Linked DNA regions of Homo sapiens: region 2 is linked to region 1. Evidence: chromatin contacts called from ENCODE Hi-C data. All regions are on one chromosome and are shown on one strand. Each heading gives the region's core, a stretch centred on a gene start or an enhancer-like site at or near the end of the contact. The rest is flanking DNA. Distances are from core to core; before and after follow the strand shown. Region 1 overlaps ADGRA3 (adhesion G protein-coupled receptor A3). Region 2 overlaps KCNIP4 (potassium voltage-gated channel interacting protein 4).

Region 1 (4,013 bases), core at 774-3,273:
TTGGCCATTCAGAATGGACCAATTAAAAGCAATGGGCAGGAGGGACCCTTGCTCGGTACCGATAGCACTGGCAATGTTAGGACTGGATTATGGAAACACGAAACTACTGTGTAACATTGCTGGGCTTCCTAGGCAGAAATTCATATAAACTGTGATACTCACATTCCTTGAAGCTATGAGCATTTAAAAACTGTTTACAGCCACCATAGGGATTCAAAAGAATTTGGAATAAACTTTGAAGTTTTGGATTTTACTTATTTTTATCCCCAAATTGTTGCTATTTTTTAGGATCTGAAACAAAATCTTTCTAAAACATTGTTTTAGTTGTCAAAGCACCAACAGGACATTTTGGGATGTGAAATGTAATTTCTTGGAATCTGTAATTTGTACTTAATATTTCAGGCTTGTATTTAATATAATAAATAGGTGTTTGTTATTGTGTCGATCTGTTATTTTTATATTTTACAATATAAGCATTTAGTTCTATTTTAATGAAATTAGTGGTTTGGGGTATTTTAATTAGAGTTACACATAAGTCAGTTATATATATATATTGCATGGTTAAGTGTATTGATTTTGGCACATAAATCAAAGTGATTTTTGGGTTGCTGTATTTTATAAGTCTAGTTTTAAATATTACCAGGTTTTAAAAGGATCTCTCAGGATGTTTTTTGAAAATGGAAATGCCTAAAAAACTTCCTACGTTGCCTTACTTTTGCGTTATTCCTTGGATCCTATTAATACTATTTTCAACATGGTCGTGGCCTTTTCATTGCTTTATATTCGGTCTTAAGTTTCTTACTCTTTTTGGTGTGGCCAGGTGGGGGTGATTGCTGCACGAAAGTTATTCTTGAATGCAAATGAAGAGCTACCACTTAAGGTTCACATTCTTCAATATTGGCTCTTATGTTGACTTTTATTTTGTACTTAAACAGATAAAGTTCCTTAGATTCATGCTGAAGTACTGATTAAATCCCATTCCGGAATTCTAAAAACAGCTCTACTGCAAAAGTTCTCGCTCACTGGTCTTTGCTACACTGCAGTCTAACCCATCTCCTGTCCTGAGTCTCACTGTGGTTCTCAGTTCTCTCGTATGCAAGACAATGTCTGCAAAATTGACACAACTTTGATCTCTTTTCAGCGGAAGTCTAAAGGTTTGAATCAGATTGGATTCAAAAGTACATATTCGAGAAATGCAAAAAAGAATCAAGCCGTTTAGCTTAATAAACTTCAAATTCTGAGAGATTAACTGCTTATGTACAGAGAACAATTCTCTGAGCCATCCTGAGATTACCCATTCTAGTGTAAATGTTCACTTTTCACTGGGTTACTGCATTAGAAATGTTATTTTGCTTGACAATAATAAAACCGATAGTTCTACTTAAGCCTTTTAGGTTTGAGTTTTAGAGATGTTATTTTATGGTGGGGGAAATAAAGCAGCCAGTGGATAGATTTGGCTATATTTCCTGGTTTATGGTCTCCTGGTAAATTGATATATTATGTACAAGATGGTGTTTGGAAATGACAAAGATAAGCTAATAAGAAATGGAGTGAATAATTCTTATTTATCACTATTTTTTTGTTTGCTCGGTGTTTAACCTGTTTGACCTGCTGGTCAGCTGTACCTAGGGAGATAACTTTCTTGTTCTTCTTTTTCCTGCCTCTGCATAGGAAGTGAGGAATTTTCCTTCCTGGAAGATGTTGCCCATTCAGCAAGCATTTATTCATTTAAACATGCCTTATTTTAGGTAACAGAACAGGTGCTGGCGGTGGGGAAGGACTGGAAAAGAAATCAAACACTTGGAAGAAGATGGAGATTCTGCTAAAAATGTTCAAGGGGATTTTGTTACTCATAGCGTGGAGAGTGATGAGCGATCACTTACTCATCCTTAGTATTTCAATTAGAGTTTTGATATTTGTATATAGGAAGTGAGTAATATATTGTATTCCTCCCACCTTTGTCGTTTATGATTTATAGCTGAGATTCTCTATTTTTCATAGAATTGTAAACTGCTAACAGATGTTTCAGTTTTCTTAGAGATCAGCATGATCATTTTCCTAATTTAAAAAATTTGACAACTAAGATCCAAAGAATTTCTGGCTTGCTGGACATGCTGGCAGGTTATACCATGCCCACGGCTAGAACCATGTTTGCCAATGCTGAGGCCGCCGTGCTTGGCAACACATTTCATTGCTTTTACGGTGTTTATTATCTATAAAATTGTATCAGACTTTATTCTTATCTTAGTTGTTTTGAGTTTTAGTTTCATAATAAGGTATAGTTGGTTATATTCTGCTTAAGGAAACAGTTATGATTCTTTTATTTCATGACAGTTGTTTTGTTTTGTTTTGTTTTGTTTTTAGAGTTGAGGTCTCACTCTGTTGCCCAGGCTGAAGTGCAGTGGGGATCATAGTTCACTGTAACCTCGAGCTCTTGGGGTCAAGCCATCCTCCCACCTCAGCCTCCTGAGTAGCTGGAACTACAAGAACAAGCCAGTAGCCCGGCTGTTTTTCTTTTTATTTTTGTAGAGATGGGTCTCACTGTGTTGCCCTGACTGGTCTCAAACTCCTGGCCTCAAGTGATCCTCCAACCCTTGCTTCCCAAACTGTTGAGATTATAGATACGAGCCATTGAGCCCAGCCAAAAGTTGTTTTCTTAATGTAAACATTATATCTACAGATTACATATATAATGTTATATACTAACCTGCTTTTTAGGTAACAGTTAGAAATTAGATTTGTGTATGACTATTTTTGTGACTAGATTTATATACTAACGTACATGTATATTAATATTTCAGGTCATTAATAGGTGGCAACTGATTTTTAAATCTCAGGATATTTTGGATAAATGTAACAATGTAACTATATGTATGTTCAATATATTTATATTAGTAATATATACAGATGGCAACTTAGGTTTAGTTGCTGATTGGAATCTATACATAGGTCTCATTATAGAGAAGCAACAATGTTAGAACAGACTTACATGTTTCAAGTATTGAGTTCAGAATGCCCAAACTGAAGTTGGTTGAGAACATACAAAATTAGGAAGTAAAAACATTAACTGAAAACATCTGATGCAGGAATTAAACTAAATCATCAAGGTAAGTGAGGCATACAACAGCAATCCAAAATTTAAAACAAATCTTAATTCTGTTTTTCTTTTTGGATTCCAGTAATCATTTAGTTATTTTAATATTGACTCCAGTGCTTTTATCTGAGAGGTGATTTGATTGTTCATAATCACTTAATGATGTTTTCCAAATTTGAGTCATTCTGTCACTTTTGCTAATTTTGTTATATTTTTCTTAACACTTGTATTAATGCTGTCCATGGATTATTGCTTATATTGAAATATAAGCAATAATAAATTATATTTATTATATATATAATATATTATTGAATATATTGAATATATAATATATTATTGAATAATATATAATATATTATTCAATATATTATATTGAAATATAAGCAATAATAAATTCAAAATAAAATCAATAGATTTATTTGTATAAACAAGGCAATTTCTCCTGAAGGAGAAATTTTTCATTGTTTGTAATCTGCCAGTGCTAAAAATGTGACTGCATGTTGCTAGGTCTTAGACAAAGGTGAGATTGTAACCAATGAAATTCTGCTTTTTGTTTGTTTGTTTAGTTTTGGTATGAACTCTCTTGAATCCTTCTGACCTACTCAGATCATTTCACAGCCATGTCTTTTATTGGCCATGAGAAGCTCCTAAGCAGTGGTCATAACTGGGCTACGGGGGATACTGATTGATGAACATGTACAGTGTGTGTTAACTTAGTTGTTGTTGGCTGATAAACGTGGTCTTTCCACCTTTTTTGTAGACCCGACCCAGCTTTGTATTATGTGAGGCCCCAGGCAGCCTTTGGATAAAGCTTTTTCTTCAGCCTCCTTTCACTGGGGATGCCAGAGGCTTAGAAGTAGATACTGAATGTGAATTTACAGGACCATAGTATTAAGAAGCTTACATTTATAGAGTCATT
Region 2 (4,013 bases), core at 757-3,256, 500 kb after region 1:
GGGGATGTGGTCATTAAGGTATATAAATTATTTAAATTCAGCTTTTCCAAATTCTTAAGTCTGCCTCTGGTCAAGCATGTTAATAAAACCAGGTGAAACATTTTAATTGCTTTTCACCTTCTCATCTAGGCTTCAGTGTTAACTATCATTTGCGTCTGAATGATGTGAATTATAACATACGGTGCATTAAGACAGGTCTTCATTTAGGGGGTGATCATCAGTAGACATTCACTGTGTTTCTACTCTAGTGAATAGTAGTACTACCACAATGCCTCTATCAATGTGACCAGCAATCCCATCAGAATTCCATCGCCAATACCACCACCAATTCCATTGTGGATACCAACAACAAATTCATCATCAATGCCACCAGCAATTCCAAAACCAATATTCAAACTAACACTAAGGGTGAGCAAATATACAAGACTCTGGGAGCCCACATGAATCAAACGTGGAAACACGGTCTATGGCATTACTGAGTACATAGTTGAGTGGAGGAAATACATCATGAAGCCAGCATTATTCGGTCTTGCCTGGCCTGTGTGGTCCCTTCTTGGGCCACTCTGCTACTCTGTCCCTCACAGGTTTTTCTCTAGCCACATTAGCTTATTGTTAGTTCTAGGTTTTTTCCTACTCGAAAACCTTTACATGTTCTGAACCATCTGCCTAGGGTAGTTGTTTCTAGTATTCACAAATTGAAACCCTTTTCGTACTTAAGCTATCAGCTCAAATGTCACTCCCCAAGAGAAACCTCTGGCCTCCCTTGTGTATTAGGATCATAGGGATGATAGCTCCTGCCTTGCATGGTTGATCTACATTTGTGGTAAATGAGTGTTGAGTACCTAATGCAATGCCTTCAGGTAGCTATTAATAGTACAGGTTTAATATCCCTTATCCAAAATGTTTGAGATCAGAAGTGTTTCAGAATTTAGATGTTTTTTTTTCAGATTTTGAGATGCTTGCATATACATAATTAATGAGATATCTTGGGGATGGGACCCAAATCTAAACATGAGATTTATTTATGATTTATATACACATTATATACATAGCCCAAGGATAATTTTATACAATATTTTAAATAATTTTTGTATATAAAACAAAGTTTGCATGCATTGACCCATGGAAAAGCAAAAGTGTCACTATCTCAGCCACCTGTGTGGATAACCTGTGGTTGTTTGGCATCACTGTCACTCCTGACTCTAAATTTATATTGTACCTATAAGCAATCATTTTCTTACACTCATTCACGTATAAATACTTAGCAATAAAAATATGACATGCCATTAATATAGTGAAAAAGTAGTGTGTTCAGGCTAACTTGTCATTGTGTCATGTTGATGCTCAAAAAGTTTTGAATTTTGGAGCATTTCAAGTTTCAGGTTTTCAGATTCGATATGCTTAACTTGTAGTAGTAAAAGTAAAACTTGACAGGTGATCCATGTGACTGCATAAAAAGAGCTAAACTGGATGTGAAGCCAAAGACCAAAAAAGCTCAGTGAGATAGAAGTTTCAGATTGGAGATGAGGAAGCAAAGCCTTGAGCAGTTATGTGAGTCATGAAGACAGTAGCTGTAGGCCAGCTCTGAGCAGGAGCAGAAGCCCTTCAGAAGGTGTGGACAGTTATAATAGCATGGTGAATGTAATGACACAGAGCATACAAAATATGAAATTAACAAAGGGGAGGGTATAGAATTAACTGCTTCTGGCATGATTGCACCTGAGGGCAAAGGAAAACGGTTGAGGAGAGTGGCTCCTAATCACCCTTATGTGTCCTAGTCTTTTTGAAAGTCTTGTTTCTTTCTAGTTTCCTTTTATCTTCTTGTGTTCACAAGGCTTTGGGTGCAACATTATTATGGAAATACAAACCTGAAGTTTTGACTCATTTTTTATTGCATCTGAATCGTATGAGTCTAAGCACAGGGAGAATTTAGTCACCAGTTCTACTTTGGTTGTTAAAAGATAAACATTATCCAACACACTTTGCATAATGTTCCACAGAGGACCTCCATGAGTAATTCTTGTGGCCTGCACCAGTTTTCCCTTACTCTTCTTTAAGTTATTCTGTGTATGAGTCAGAGTGTTAAACTTGTTGTATTTATCCTTATTCAGAATCAGTTTAGTTTAGTGAGTTTAAGAGCAAAGATTGAATCCCAGCTCTGTGAGACCTTGGGGTAAGTCACTTAACTTCTCTCTGCCTTAATTTTCTTCTCTGTAAAGCGGTGATAATAATCATACCTAATAATACATAAGTCATAAAGTTGTTGTGACAATAAAATGAAATAATGAAGAAGAATCAGAACAATACCTGGCACATAGTAAGTGTTACATAAATATGAACTATCATAGTTGAACAACTAATGATAAAACACTAGGTAGAAAGTTTTACCAGAAGTTTCTTTTTCCTCATTGGCCCAACTTTACATTGGAAATTCAAAAAGTAATTTCAAAGACTTTTTATGATCAGCAAATATTCTGCAAAATCAACTGGTTTCAATCATCAGCAATATTTTCTTTATGAGTTAGAATATATAAAGGATGGTTACAACCTCTTTTAAGCTTTTCAGTTATATAACCTCATCTATAATAATAACTGTGTTAGTTAAGGAAATCATTCAGAAGGCTGAATCATCTTCATGCAAATGAGTTCAGCATAATTTCCTTAAGCATGACAATGACTAAAGAGAAAATATTCATTTTCTTTCGTAAGTTTCTGTGTCTGAAACAATTTAGGAAGGTAAATGGGGGAAGGGTGAAATTCATCATTCAAAATCTCTTTGGAGCATCCTGTCCCCAGGTGATGTGGACTAAATATTTGTGTTCCCCCAAAATTCATACATTGAAATCGAATCCCAAATGTGATGGTGGTTTGAAGTAAGGCCTTTAGGAGGTGATTAGGTCTTGGGGGTGGAACTCTCATGAATGAGATTAGTGTCCTTGTAAGAAGATACCAGAGAGCTAACTCTTTCTGCGCCCCTCCAAGTGAGGATACAACCAGAATATGGCCAACTGCAAACCAGGGAGAGAGTCCTCACCAGAACCTGACCGTGCTGGAACCCTGGTCTCAGACTTCCAGCCTGCAGAACTATGACAAATACATCTCTGTTGATTAAGCCACCTCATCTGTGGTACTTTTGTTATAGAACCCCAAACTGACTAAGACACCAGGCCATTATCATCTACTCTTAAGGACAGCATTTTCTATGTATTTTGTGTCTAGAGTCTATATTTTACACAAAGTCAGTTTTCTCTTTTTAAAAAAATTTGTACTTTATCTTTGTCCTGAAGCTGGCAATGATGTCAATAGCTTGCTGCTTAGTAGATCTTTAATTAAGACCAGGGCTTTTAGCCTGTATTCCTGACTGTTTGATTTCATCCAGTTTTTTCAGTGGTCTTCAAATGAACGCTCACACTCTCTAAAGCAAAAGCATTTATTATACATGGCTTAGTTTCCTAATATAACGAACATCTTAAAATGAAGAAAAATGAAAAATAAAAAGAAGAGCTTTTGTAATTTAGCCAAATGTAATTTGTGTGTGTGTGCCCTCCATGGTTGCCACAGGTATCAGGTGCATTTACTTCACTGAGAATATCACTGATCTTGAAGTCAGTCTTTGGAGATATTTAAAGTTATTAAATGTCACATCTCTTGGTAAGACACAAAGATCACAATCACACTTTTCAATGTGGAAAACCTCTGCATTCACAGATTTGGGATTTACAGTTTTGATGGAAGCTTTATGTAGACCCTGTCTCTCACCCCCTGTGGGAACTGTTTATAGCTCCCTGGTGCTGGCAGAAACCCATCCGCTTACTCCCTCTGTAAAAATACATTAGGGTTAAGTGTTGAAGAGGGGCAGTACATTTTAGTAACTGAGAAGCCTTCTCTGACATAATTAGAGAAATGGGAGGACCTTCAGAAAACAGCCTGGGAGAGAAGATAGGATGTAGTGTGAAAAATGCTTGTGTTGGGCAAAAACATTTCCAAAGATCTGCTTTTTATTTGTTTTCTGG

Evidence for each region. A loop is a pair of places that touch in the nucleus more often than their neighbours do. Pooled maps may share reads with other maps.
Region 2: a map of Caco-2 shows a loop between it and region 1 (4-fold over the local background). The contact joins two enhancer-like sites. A Hi-C loop is called at or near these places in 2 of 168 maps with a recorded cell type or tissue (Caco-2 and mammary epithelial cell) and 7 of 50 pooled maps.

Annotation. Positions count from the first base shown.
Region 1 is chr4:22,383,806-22,387,818 of GRCh38, reverse strand. It overlaps ADGRA3 (adhesion G protein-coupled receptor A3), which reads left to right. Exons shown (of 19, transcript NM_145290.4): 19 at 1-443. The coding sequence ends at 114. Among named protein-coding and RNA genes, the nearest start is that of MIR12115, 130 kb to the left of the region's middle. RefSeq lists an enhancer at 1,327-2,526. Within about 2 kb of position 2,023, at least 2 of the 41 ENCODE cell types and tissues checked have a DNase peak (open chromatin) inside an H3K27ac peak, as active enhancers do; they include mammary epithelial cell, where a contact is called at or near this core.
Region 2 is chr4:21,886,309-21,890,321 of GRCh38, reverse strand. The region is part of intron 1 of KCNIP4 (potassium voltage-gated channel interacting protein 4); the gene reads left to right. Among named protein-coding and RNA genes, the nearest start is that of KCNIP4-IT1, 35 kb to the right of the region's middle. Within about 2 kb of position 2,006, at least 2 of the 41 ENCODE cell types and tissues checked have a DNase peak (open chromatin) inside an H3K27ac peak, as active enhancers do; they include mammary epithelial cell, where a contact is called at or near this core.